Regions from separate parts of the Homo sapiens genome. Here region 1 is linked to region 2. A link is a contact called in ENCODE Hi-C or POLR2A ChIA-PET data. All regions are on one chromosome and are shown on one strand. The core of a region is the stretch at or near the end of the contact, and the rest is flanking DNA. Distances in the headings are between cores, read along the strand shown. Region 1 overlaps SDK2 (sidekick cell adhesion molecule 2). Region 2 holds the start of MTNAP1 (mitochondrial nucleoid associated protein 1).

The links. Hi-C counts contacts between places; a loop is a spot of excess contacts on that map. ChIA-PET counts read pairs that join two places held with the same protein, here RNA polymerase II (POLR2A).
Region 1: a map of breast epithelium shows a loop between it and region 2 (9-fold over the local background). The contact joins the enhancer-like site here to the promoter of MTNAP1 in region 2. A Hi-C loop is called at or near these places in 1 of 168 maps with a recorded cell type or tissue (breast epithelium). POLR2A ChIA-PET finds 5 or more read pairs at or near these places in 3 of 52 experiments (H1, naive thymus-derived CD4-positive, alpha-beta T cell and naive thymus-derived CD8-positive, alpha-beta T cell).

What each region holds. Positions count from the first base shown.
Region 1 is chr17:73,565,197-73,571,653 of GRCh38, forward strand. All of the region lies in intron 1 of SDK2 (sidekick cell adhesion molecule 2), which reads right to left. Among named protein-coding and RNA genes, the nearest start is that of SDK2-AS1, 55 kb to the left of the region's middle. RefSeq lists enhancers at 445-1,035, 1,036-1,625, 2,216-2,804. Within about 2 kb of position 2,120, at least 5 of the 41 ENCODE cell types and tissues checked have a DNase peak (open chromatin) inside an H3K27ac peak, as active enhancers do.
Region 2 is chr17:73,231,183-73,237,649 of GRCh38, forward strand. It overlaps MTNAP1 (mitochondrial nucleoid associated protein 1), which reads left to right and starts at 1,251. Exons shown (of 6, transcript NM_001351264.2): 1 at 1,251-1,307; 2 at 2,038-2,143; 3 at 4,294-5,813. The coding sequence starts at 4,301. VCF1 (VCP nuclear cofactor family member 1) reads right to left here and starts at 1,212. Exons shown (of 4, transcript NM_001098832.2): 1 at 904-1,212. The coding sequence starts at 1,124. RefSeq lists an enhancer at 1-705.

The DNA of each region.
Region 1 (6,457 bases), core at 870-3,369, 330 kb after region 2:
AGGAGGAGAGCCAGAGGGAGGAGACCTGAATTCTGTATATAAATTCTACCCAAACCTTAGGCTGATCTCTGAAATATGTACACATGGGGCCAATCCCAAGCAGCCCAGCAAAGGCTAGAGGGACTGAACAGAGATTTCTGCTACTGTCAACCACAGGGGAGAGCAAGTTTGGAGTTTGAGTGCAGGGAAGTTACCTGTTTGCTAAAAAACATGTAATTCATGACATCTAGGATACATTCCAAAATTCCTAGGCACATGAAGAAACAGGAAAATGTGATCCCTACACAATAGAAAAGGCAATCAATACAGATTGTTTTAAAACAGCTATTATAACTATCCTCAAGGACATAAAGAAAAATGTGGTCATAATGAATGAACAAATAGAAAATCTTAGTAGGAAAATAAAAAGCATAAAAAGAACCACATAAAAATTCTAGATCTCTAATATGGTTCAGGTATTTATCCCCTCCAAATCTCATGTGGAAATGCGATCTCCAGTGTTAGAGGTGCAGTCTAGCGGGTGGTGTTTGGGTAAGGGGGTTCCCCCATGAACGGCTTGGTGCCCTTCCCATGGTAGTGAGCTCTCGTTCTGTTAGAGAGCTAGTTGTTTTTTCTTTTTTTGGTTTGTTTGTTTGTTTGTTTTTTTGAGATGGAGTCTGGCCCTGTCGCCAGGCTGTAGTGCAATAGCGCAATCTCAGCTCACTGCAAGCTCCGCCTCCCAGGTTCAAGCGATTCTCCTGCCTCAGCCTCCTGAGTAGCTGGGACTACGGGCGCATGCCACCACACCCAGCTAATTTTTGTATTTTTAGTAGAGACGGGTTTCACCATGTTGGCCAGGATGGTCTCAATCTCCTGACCTCATGATCCACCCACCTTGGCCTCCCAAAGTCCTGGGATTACAGGCGTGAGGCACTGCCCCCAGCCAAGAGCTGGTTGTTTAAAAGAGCCTGGCACCTCCTGCCTTCTAACTTGCTTCTTCTTTCTCCATCTGACACATCTGCTCTCCCCTTCAACTTCTGGCATGAGTGGAAGCTTCCTGAGGCCTCACCAGAAACAGGTGCCAACACTATGCTTCTTGTACAGCCTCCAGAACTATAAGCCAAATAAAATTCTTATATATATATGTGTGTGTGTGTGTGTGTGTGTGTGTGTGTGTGTGTTACCCAGTCTCAGGTATTCCTTTACAGCAATGCAAACAGACAAGTACAGAAAACTGGTACTGAGAGTGGAGTGTTGCTATAAAGATACTTGAAAATGTTGAAACAGCTTTGAAATTAGGTAATGAACAAAGGTTGAAAGAGTTTGGTGGGTTCAAAAATAGACAAAAACATGACATAAAGTTTAGAACTTCTTAGCGACTAGTTAAATGGTTGTAACCAAAGTCCTGATAGAAATATAGATAGCAAAGCCCAGGCTGATGAGGTTTCAGAGGAAAACAAACACTTATTAAAAACTGGAGTGAAGATCACCCTGGTTATGCCTTAATAAAAATCTGGGCTACACTGTGTCTATGGCTTAGGGCTTTATGAGAGACACCACTTACAAGTAATAACCCAAGATATCTGGCAAAAGAAATTTCTAAACGACAAAGCACTCAAAATGTGGCCTGGGTGCTTCTAACTTCCTACGACTAGATATGAGAACAAAAAAACGACTTAAATTTAACACTTATAATTAAAAAAAAAAAAAAAGCAGAGTGTAAAAACTTAGAAAATTTCCAGCTTGGCCATGAGGTAGAGAACAAAAGTGCCTTTCCAGTGAGAAACCCAAGGCACTTGTAAGATAACCTCCTGCTAGATAAATTTACATGACTAAACGGGAGTCAAGCACGAATAACAAAGACACTGGAAAAAAAAAGACCTGGAAGACATTTGGAAGGTCTTTGGGGAAAATCCCTTCCATGACAGGCCCAGAGGCCTAAAAAATGGTTTTAGGGGCCAGGCCTGGATCCCTGCTGCCCTCTGCGGCCCCAGGAGGCTGCTCCCTGCATCCCTGGCTGCTTCAGCTCCAGCCAGGGCTCAAAGAACCCCAGGTACCATTCAGGGCTCCACTTCAGAGGGCATACGCCATAAGACTTGGCAGCTTCCACATGGTGAAGCCTGCAGGCACACAGAATACAAAAGTGAAAGAGGCTTGGCAGCTTCCTCCTAGATTTCAGAAGATGTATTAAAAAACTTGGGTGCCCAGACAAGGCCTGCCACGGGGCGGAGCCCCCACAGAAGGCCTCTGCTAGGGCAGTGTCAAGCAAAAACGTGGGGTTGAAGCTCCCACAGGGTCCTCACCGGGACACTGCCTGGTGAAGCTGTGGAAATGGGGCTACCAGCCTCCAGACCTCAGCGTGGTACAGCCACCAACAGCTTACAACCTCAACATGAACAGGCACCAGACTCCAACCCGTTAAAAACAGCCAGGGGGGCTGTGCCTTACAAAGCCAGAGGGGTGGAGCTGCCCAGGCCTTGGGAGCCCAACCCTCACACCAGTGTGCCCAGGATGTGGGACATGGAGTCAAGAGAGATTATTTCAGAGCTTTAAGGTTTAACACCTGCCCTGCTGGGTTTCGGACTTGGGTAGGGTCTGTCATTTCTTTCTTTTGGTTGATTTCTCCCTTTTGAAATGAAAATGTTTACCTCATGCCTGTACCACCATTGTATCTTGAAAGTAAATCACTTGGTTTTGCTTTTACACATTCATAAATTTAAAACAACTTGCCTTGAGTCTCAAATGAGACTTTAAACTTTTTGAGTTGATACTCAAATGAGTTTAGACTTTCAAGGACTATTGGAAAAAAATGATTATATTTTACAATGTAAAAATGACATGAAATTTAGGAGGCCAGGAGTGGAATGATATGGTTTGGATATGTGTCCCCTCCAAATCTCATGTGGAAACCGGATCCTAAATGTTAGAAATGGGGCCTGGGGGAGATGTTTGTGTTGGGAGGCAGATCCCTTGGTGCCCTTCCCACGGTAATGGGTGAATTCTCGCTCTGTTAGTTCACAAGAGAGCTGGTTGTTTAAAGGAGGCTGGCACCTTCTCCCCCTCTCTCTTGCACCCTCTATCTCTCTTTTTCTCTATGTGACACAACTGCTCCCTCTTTTCTTTCTGCCAGTGAGTGGAAGCTTCTTGAGCCCCTCGCTAGAAAGATGCTAGTGCCATGCTTCCTGTACAGCCTATAGAACCGTGAGCCAAATACACGTCTCTTCTTTATACATTATCCAGCCTCAGGTATTCCTTTATAACAATGCAAAATGGACTAATACAAGCTGAATACAAGATCTGAAATTAAAAATTTATTGGATAGATTTAACAGCAGATTGATGAGAACAGAAGAGTCAATGAATGTGAAAATAGATCAATAAAAAATACCCACCCTGAAGAACCAGCAGAAAAGAAGACTTTAAAAAAAGCCCAGAGCCTCAGACTGGAGATGAAGGTCTAACATATATTATACATGAAGTCTAGGAAGAGTCAGGAGTGAATGAATGCATAAAAAGTAGTTAAAGGAATAAGGGCTGAAAATTCCCCAAATTTGGAGAAAGACAAATTGAAGATTCAAGAGGCTCAATGAACCCCAAGCAGGATAAATACAAGGAGAAGAGTCGTTAAACAGGCGACTGCAGAAGGAAGGAACATGCTTTATCTTCAAACCGCTGGACAGCAGGGCCCACCTCTCTGCAGGCTTCATGTACTTTTGTGATACATCACATGACAATATTGCCATCGTCTCCCTAAAAAGTGCACACAGGGGGCAAAGGTTGAAAAAGCACCTATTATGTGCTAATGGCCTTTGTGTATATTTTCTTAATTTACACTCATAGTAACCACAAGAACCAGGAACTGCTGTCTCCAAGTTGTTTTATTATTAATTTTTTAAAAACCAAAATCAGCACTAAGGCTCAGAGATGTTGAGTAACTCACCTAAGATCACACAGCTAGTAGTAAGAGATAGAGCTGGGGTTGAAAGCCTAGTTCCAAAGCCCATGTTCTTTCTTTCTTTCTTTTCTTTTTTTTTTTTTTTTGAGATGGAGTCTCACTCTGTCGCCCAGGCTGGAGGGCAATGGCGTCATCTCAGCTCATTGCAACCTCCGCCTCCCAGGTTCAAGTGATTCTCCTGCCTCAGCCTCCTGAGTAGCTGGGATTACGGGCGCACGCCACCACACCCAGCTAATTTTTGTATTTTTAGTAGAGACGGGGTTTCACCTTGTTGGCTGGGCTGGTCTCAAACTCCTGACCTTAGGTGATCTGCCCACCTGGGCCTCCCAAAGTGCTGGGATTACAGGCGTGAGGCACCGTGCTGGGCCCCATGTTATTTTGTATTCGTGCCTATTAACCCTTGCAGCACATTGGAATCACGTGGTGAGGGATGGGGGTGGGGATTGCTTTCAAAAGCAATCCCCACCCCCAACGAATTAAATCAGAATTAGTCAGGGCTGCATCCAGGCATTGGAATTTTTTTTTTTCAGCCCCTCTGTGTGATTTTAAGGTCTGATGTGGATTGAAAGTCACTGTTGTACACTATGCTGCACTCTGGGAAAGATCAGACGAGAAAAGAAAACTGGGTCAATCCCACTCACATTGGTAGATGGGCGATGAGAACCCCCGCAAAGGTCCTCAGAACGGAGCTCCGAGCCTTGATCTGTAAGCCTGTACCCTTCCTTCCTTGTCTTTTCCTGATCTCTAGGAGCTACACGGCTGTCACCACTCTCAGGTCCAGAAGATATGGGGGTGATAAAAGCGGCCGAGGAGCCTCTCTGCAGCAGGTCCTGAGTTACGGGAGGCTGCAGCCATGGACACGGGACACTTACTCTGGGTGAAGGATGAGGAGCAGGACCTCAGCGCTCTAACTCTTTCAGGCTTCGGCTGGGGAAGGAAGAGAGTCAGGCGGCCCCATGACTCTCCCCAGAGCCCCTCGGGACGGCCCCCCAGAGCCCCTCTTGGGGAGAGACTGGGACTGCTGAGCTTGGTGGACACAGGGCGACCACCCCAGGGGCCCAGCCTTGCTACCTCCCCTCCCTGTTTACACCCCTGCCTCCTAAGCACAGCCCGGCCTCAACATGCATCTCCTACCACCCCATAGGAGTGGTAGACCCCGTCTACACCGGGTCCAGAAACCACACAACCCATAGGTTCTGTGAGCTCCTGGCTCTGTTTTCTCAAATCGCAGCAGAGCATATGCTCAATAAAGAGCCTCCAGGTGCATGTGAGGGTGGGTGAGGTGGCTCCCACTGCTGGCTGGGTGAGCAGTTGGTGCCGCTTTGCCATTTGCCACTAGATTAGCCCAAAAATCAAAAAGAGGGGGACCCACCCAGCACCCCTCTTGTGATGATGGCGGTGATGGTGATGGTGAGGCTGATGGTGGTGATGTTGCCACCTTCCACTGAGCGCTGACTACCCGTGAGGCACTGAACACCACCATCAGCTCACCGCCATCTCGCAGCCACCCACAAAGGGCACTGCTTTAGCTCTGTTTTACAGATGGGAAGGCTGAGGCTCAGAGAAGATCAAGTCCTTGCCCGTGGCAGAACTCATATCAAAGCCAGGTCAGTCTCTAACACCGGAGCCCTTTGGAGGGGCCCTCTTCTACCCATTCCTGTGTTCTTCCTGCCCCTCACTGGACTGAACTGAGTTTAGCCCGAAATGCTCCTCCCAGGCCTGCAGGGACATGGCTGACCTCACATGCTCTGTGCCCCCTTTAGGGTCTCTGCTCCCCTATTCCTCCTCAGCCCACAGCCTGGGGTCAAGGGTGACTATTGTGAGCCCTGGTCTGGTCCTGAGTGGCTGCTGGGACCTTCCCAATGCCTGGGTGAAACTCCAGAGAACGAACTCTGGGCCAGCAGGAGTTTGCTGGGAAGTGGCTGCAGGAGGTGGCTCGGGTTTTTTTTTTTTGAGATGGAGTCTTGATCTGTCACTGAGGCTGGAAGGAGTGCAGTGGTGCGATCTCGGCTCACTGTAATCTCCGCCTCCCAGGTTCAAGCGATTCTCCAGCCTCAGCTTCCCGAGTAACTGGGATTACAGGCGTGAGCCACCATGCCCAGCTCGGGTCTCTTTCTGTCAAGGCAATGAAGAGGCTAAGGAGGGTGACAGAGGAGCCCCCTGAGCCCCAGGCATGGTGGGCTGTGGACCCAACCACCGGCTTCCTGCCTCACTGAGGCACCAGGGCGAAGACACTGATATTCAGTACTAGCAACCCCACAGCCAGTAGATAGTCAAGTTCCCTGCCCTTTCCAATGCCCACAGGACACTCTGGGTCACTCAGGGAGCTCGGTGGCCCACCCAGGCCCAACCCTGAGCCCATCGATCTGGGTCCTGGGGGGAACATGTGGGAGTCCAGCCCGGTGGCCCCCCGGGCGCTCTAAGCAGCCTGTGCCTAATGACCGCAGAAAGCCATTACAGCTCACTTAGCTGTAAACAGCTCTCCACAGCACTCATTAGGGCCGAGGAGCTCCGAGAGCTCTCC
Region 2 (6,467 bases), core at 1-2,500:
TAAACTCAGAATACTTTTGAGAACTTCAATCACATGAAATAATTATTTCAGAGAAGGATCCTTGTGGAAAGACCGTAACAGGAAGAGCATTCTGAGGTAACCTTTCCCAACTTTCTCCTCCACACATTCTTGCAGAGGAAATTAAGAGAGAGAAAAAAATTAAGAAATCCCAACTTAGTCCGGACTCTAGTAGTACATGTCAAGCACAGAACCCCTAATTTAAGACCCGCGTCCCGAGGCCAGGCTCCCTCGGGAAGGTAGCGAGTGCATCGCGATAAAATCTTTCCTCCCGCCTTCGGAGTCAAACGGCCCCGCAATCCAAACAGTTTAGAATCCAGCTTGTTCTTAATGCCACAGTCAAGAGAAGATCCATAACCCGCCTTGGTCATCTGCCCTTCTGTGTTCACAACCGTTCAGGGCACAAGTTCTTCGGTCTAACCGAATCTTTCCCTGCTGCGGGGTTAAGCCCAACCTTTCTTTCTGACCTTGGGGAGCCGGCAGCTCCCCGCCCGGTGCCCTCACAAAAGCCTTTGGGGGCTCCCTCTCCAAGATGAGACGTTTATCCCATCCCCCCACCCTCCTAAATTTAGGACAGGAAAGCTTTAGGGCCACCGTCTCTCTTCCGGGACCGATCACACTTCGTTCCAAATAGGAAAAGACAGGGGGGAAAAAAGATGGAGGGGCGGGAGACCTGGACCCCGGAGAGTCACCTTCCAGCTACCCACAGGAACCAAGCATCCGATCACTCGCGCATCCCTCTCCCCTCCTCCCCCGGCCCGCAGTGCACCCCACAGGGAGCCCCGCCGGGTCCACTCTTGCTCCGACCCCCATTTCGCGCGCCCCCTCGGCTCTATCTCCCAGATCCTCAGGCGACGAATGGAAAGGGGGTCCCTTCCCTCTCACCTGGGACGGAGGCGCTCGCTCATGGCAGCTGGCGGATGGAAGCTACGCGGCGCCGCTCCGCGAAGAGAGGGAACAGAGGGGGTTGTGTTTCGGCGGCCGCCACGCCCACCCCCTCGGGCCTTGGCTCTCGCAGCCGCTCGGGTGGACGCAGCCGGTGGCGAGTACCCCTCAGTCGGACCCGTACCACCACTACTTCCGGCGTCTGCTCCGCGCCCCCCCATGTCGCTGCCGCCGTGGTACCGCCCTCTCGCGGCTGCGCAGTGGCACCATCCCAACCGCACCGACTGGTAACCCCGCCCACGGGAAGAGGCGGGCTCGGAGCGGGAGGAGCGACTAGGAGCTTCTGGGAGAAAGGACCTCCCCTGGGGTGGCAGAAGCGCTCGCCTGTTCACAGCCAACGGAGGGTACGGTATAAAAGTCAAGCCAGGTTTCAAATAAATTCAATTATGTCATAATAATATCATACAAGTATTTGAGTTGAATCCGTGTAACATATTTTAAAACAGGCGGACCTATCCGGCAGTGGTGCAGACGGCCTGACGAGGTTCCTTGGCCGGGGGTTGGGCAGGGGCCTGGGGGGCTTCCCTGGGGGGCTTGTCGCCGGGGCCGCCTGGGCTTTCAGGTCTTCCGAGGTGAGGACGGTGCTCTGTGGGGAGCTTGCAAGGGCGGGTTTGTTTTCCGCGGCCCACGTTCTAAGTCTGGGGGAGACTCTCCTGAGCGGAGAGGGTAGGGAATCGGGTGCCGGGGCCGGCGGAGGGTCTTCCTGGAACCGCAGGAGGAAATCCTCGGTGGGGCTGCGGGAACGGCTGTCCCTGACCCAGGAGCTGCCGGGCCGACCCCATCCACTCCGCAGAATCAGAACAGCTGGCAGAATCAGAACAGCTTTCAGGGAAAGGAAGGGTGCGGGGAGGTGGGCAGGCTGGTAACGCAGCGGGAGGAGGGAAAGGCGGCTGGAGAGCGCCGGAGGTGAGGGTGAGGATTAGTGGAACTATTGAGGTCCTCCTTGAGCCCGGAGGCTGGGGAGGTCTTAACTCTCTGCTTTCCGGAACCTGTGTTTCTATTTGGTTCAGTATCGTGCCGCGTTTACTCACTGTGCATGCTGCCAAGTCACCTGTCTGATCGTGTCCTACACAGGCTGACATTCACGTTTCATTCTGCCACACTCGGGAACGGTGATCGGGGAAGCATGGGGATCCGGGAGAAGCACCCACAAAACTAGCATCCTCCTGGAGGAGCTCGGGTAAGAAAACAGACACCCACGTATAGACGTTATCGTGGGAATGTACCGGGATCTTTCAAGTAGGGTTGAGTGTGAGGTGGAGTGGAGGCAGAAACGTCTAGCAGGTGTCAAGCCCTTCCTAACGTTGTTAGCCGAAGGTCCATGGACTGGCTTCATTTGTGTGTATTATTGTAAACAAACAGTCTGTGGCTTTCATCCTGTTAGTGTGTACCTCCAAAGAAAGAAAGAATGATGGCTCACGCCTGTAATCCCAGCAGGCTGGGCGCGGTGGCTCACGCCTGTAGTCCCAGCACTTTGGGAGGCCGAGGCGGGTGGATCACCTGAGGTCAGGAGTTCAAGACCAGCCTGGCCAACATGGTGAAACCCCGTCTCTACTAAAAATACTAAAATTAGCTGGGCGTGGTGGCGCACGCCCTTAATCCCAGTAATCCCAGCCACGCGGGAGGCTGAGGCAGGAGAACCGTTTGAACCTGGGAGGCTGAGGTTGCTGTGAGCCGAGATCGCGCCACTGCACTCCAGCCTGAGTGATAGAGCAAGACTCCATCTCAAAAAAAAAAAGACCAAACAACAACAAAGTAAAAATGATTACTGTAATCTGTTGGCAGAAAACAGTTTTGTTTTGAAGGACTTCGTACAGGATAAGGTGGGTTGGTTGCTTTATTGAATGGATTGGTGAAGATTGTGTCTATTTTGTAAGTGGTTTCAGTCACCCTTTTTAATCTCTTTGGTAGTCAGAAGATATTATCAGTTGTAGTACTGAATAATATTTAAACGTTTATATCTAAAGAATTAAGTGAACAAATATTGTATGCCAGGCTCAGTGCTAGGTTTTTACATACAGCTGTGTGCAGGATAGATATGTTTCCTGCCCTCTGGAACTTTATAGAAAGAATAAGAGATGTAGAAAGGAAATAACTTTCAACTAAACATTGGAATTAAACATTTTCTTTTCTGGACTCTAAAGAATAACAGGTACAAATATACATGGTATAAATGTTTTTTTTTTAATTTTTTACATCGTATATGTTTAACAAAGATGTCAAACTAATTTGCCAGTAATCTGTTGTACTAGAAACTATAAGTAGGCCAGGCGTGGTGTCTCACGCCTGTAATCCCAGCACACTGGAAGGCCGAAGGCGGGCAGATCACGAAGTCAGGAGATTGAGACCATCCTGGCCAACATGGTGAAACCCCGTCTCTACTAAAAATACAAAAATTAGCCTGGCGTGGTGGCGCATGCCTGTAGTCCCAGCTCCTCGGGATGCTGAGGCAGGACAATAGCTTGAACCTGGGAAATGGAGGTTTCAGTGAGCCGACACTGCACTCCGGCCTGGTGACAGAGTGAGACTCTGTCTCAAAAAAAAAAAAAAAAAAGTATAAGTGAAAAACAGGACTGTGTCCTTGGCCATGTATATATTTGTGCATTATGCATACATTTTATGTATATCTGTGTGTGTGTGTGTGTGTATATGCATATTACTAAATGTTAGTAGAGCTTCATTTCTCATTCTTTGATTGTGGTAATTCTAATATTTTCTTCTTACACCCTAGTGCATATTCTATTTATCACTTTGGAAACCTCTGCTGTAATCAGTAACCTTTGGCTGGGCGTGGGCGTGGTAGCTCGCGCCTGTAATCTCAGCACTTTAGGGGGCTGAGGTGGGTGGATTGCCAGAGCTCAGGAGTTCGAGACCAGTCTGGGTAACACGGACACGGTGAAACCCCGTCTTTACTAAAATACAAAAAATTAGTCAGGCGTGGTGGCATGCCCCTGTAGTCCCAACTACTTGGGAGGCTGAGACGAGAATTGCTTGAACCTGGGAGGCGGAGTTTGCAGTGAGCAGATATTGTGCCACTGCACTCCAGCCTGGGTGACAGAGTGAGACTCTGTTTCCAAAATAAATAAATAAATAAATAACCTTTGGTTCCTGGCCTAAGTTTTTTATTCTTTACCATTCTGTCCTTGAATAACGTGTTTAAGGGTTTTTAAACAATTTTTTATACTCATATAATGACTAGTTGACTTGCTGTAACCGTAAGTAGCAAACATCTAGCTTGTTCCAAATGAATTTAAAAGATACAACACATAAGTAAAATATTGGTATGTACAAACTATGTGCTTCTCATAATCTCACATTTACCTTTTTCAGGAATAGGATGAGTGATAATCCACCCAGAATGGAAGTGTGTCCTTACTGTAAGAAGCCATTTAAACGATTAAAATCCCACTTGCCATACTGTAAGATGATAGGACCAACCATACCTACTGATCAAAAAGTTTATCAGTCCAAGCCAGCTACACTCCCACGTGCTAAAAAGATGAAAGGACCAATCAAAGATTTAATTAAAGCTAAAGGGAAAGAGTTAGAGACAGAGAATGAAGAAAGAAATTCTAAGTTGGTGGTGGACAAACCAGAACAGACAGTGAAGACCTTTCCACTGCCAGCTGTTGGTTTGGAAAGAGCAGCTACTACAAAGGCAGATAAAGACATCAAGAATCCAATCCAACCATCCTTCAAAATGTTAAAAAATACTAAACCAATGACTACTTTCCAAGAAGAAACCAAGGCTCAGTTTTACGCATCAGAGAAAACCTCTCCTAAAAGAGAACTTGCCAAAGATTTGCCTAAATCAGGAGAAAGTCGATGTAATCCTTCAGAAGCTGGAGCGTCTTTACTGGTTGGCTCAATAGAACCTTCTTTGTCAAATCAAGATAGAAAATATTCCTCAACTCTACCTAATGATGTACAAACTACCTCTGGTGATCTCAAATTGGACAAAATTGATCCCCAAAGACAGGAACTTCTAGTAAAATTACTAGATGTGCCTACTGGTGATTGTCATATTTCTCCAAAGAATGTCAGTGATGGGGTTAAAAGGGTAAGAACATTATTAAGCAATGAGAGAGATTCCAAAGGCAGGGATCACCTCTCAGGAGTCCCTACTGATGTTACAGTTACTGAGACTCCAGAAAAGAACACAGAATCCCTCATTTTAAGCCTTAAAATGAGCTCATTAGGTAAAATCCAAGTCATGGAGAAACAAGAGAAAGGACTTACCCTGGGAGTAGAGACGTGTGGGAGCAAAGGAAATGCAGAGAAAAGTATGTCTGCAACAGAAAAGCAGGAACGGACTGTCATGAGCCATGGCTGTGAGAACTTCAACACCAGGGATTCAGTCACAGGAAAGGAGTCTCAAGGGGAAAGACCACATTTAAGTTTGTTCATTCCGAGGGAGACGACTTACCAGTTTCATTCTGTATCGCAGTCAAGTAGTCAAAGTCTTGCCTCTCTAGCTACAACATTTCTTCAAGAAAAGAAAGCAGAAGCCCAGAATCATCATTGTGTCCCTGATGTAAAGGCATTAATGGAGAGTCCCGAGGGACAGTTATCTCTGGAGCCCAAATCTGATAGTCAGTTCCAAGCATCACACACTGGGTGCCAGAGCCCTTTATGTTCAGCCCAGCGTCACACTCCTCAGAGCCCCTTCACCAATCATGCTGCAGCTGCTGGCAGGAAGACTCTTCGCAGCTGCATGGGGCTGGAGTGGTTTCCAGAGCTCTATCCTGGTTACCTTGGACTAGGGGTGTTGCCAGGGAAGCCTCAGTGTTGGAATGCAATGACCCAGAAGCCACAACTTATCAGTCCCCAGGGGGAAAGACTCTCACAAGGTAAACAAGCTTATTTTCAATTGCCATCTGTCCCATCCAAAATGCTCTCTCTGCCTTTTGAATTTATAAGGGTCAAAATACTAACATTTTCAGTCATTTAGTTTATTTTCACCTAGGCATGCCAGTAGACTGCATATAAAGTTGTCCTGAAAGAGGCTGGGTGTAGTGGCTCACACCTGTAATCTAAGCACTTTGGGAGGCTGAGGCCAAGGCAGGTGGATCACTTGAATTCAGGAGTTAAGACCAGCCTGGGCAACATGGTGAAACCCCATCTCTACTAAGGATACAAAAAATTAGCTGGGTGTGGTGGCGCACCTGTAGTCCCAGCTATTTGAGAGGCTAAAGTGGGAGATCACCTGATCCCGGAAAATCAGGGCTGCAGTGAGCCGAGTATGTGCCACTTCACTGCAGCCTGGGCGACGGGAATGAGACCCTGTCTCAAAAAAAAAAAATTGTCCTGAAAACATTACTTCTTGCTTCAGTGGTCAGTAGTGGTGGTTTATCCCTCTCTTTTTCTCTCCCCCAAGAGTTGAGGGTTACACTAGGGCAGGCTGGCGATACTGAAAGCAGTTGAGTTTCTGCCTTGAGAAGAGGCATGTCCAGTAGAAACTGGATGGGTAAACAGACTGGAGAAAAATATAAAGACTTGAAATT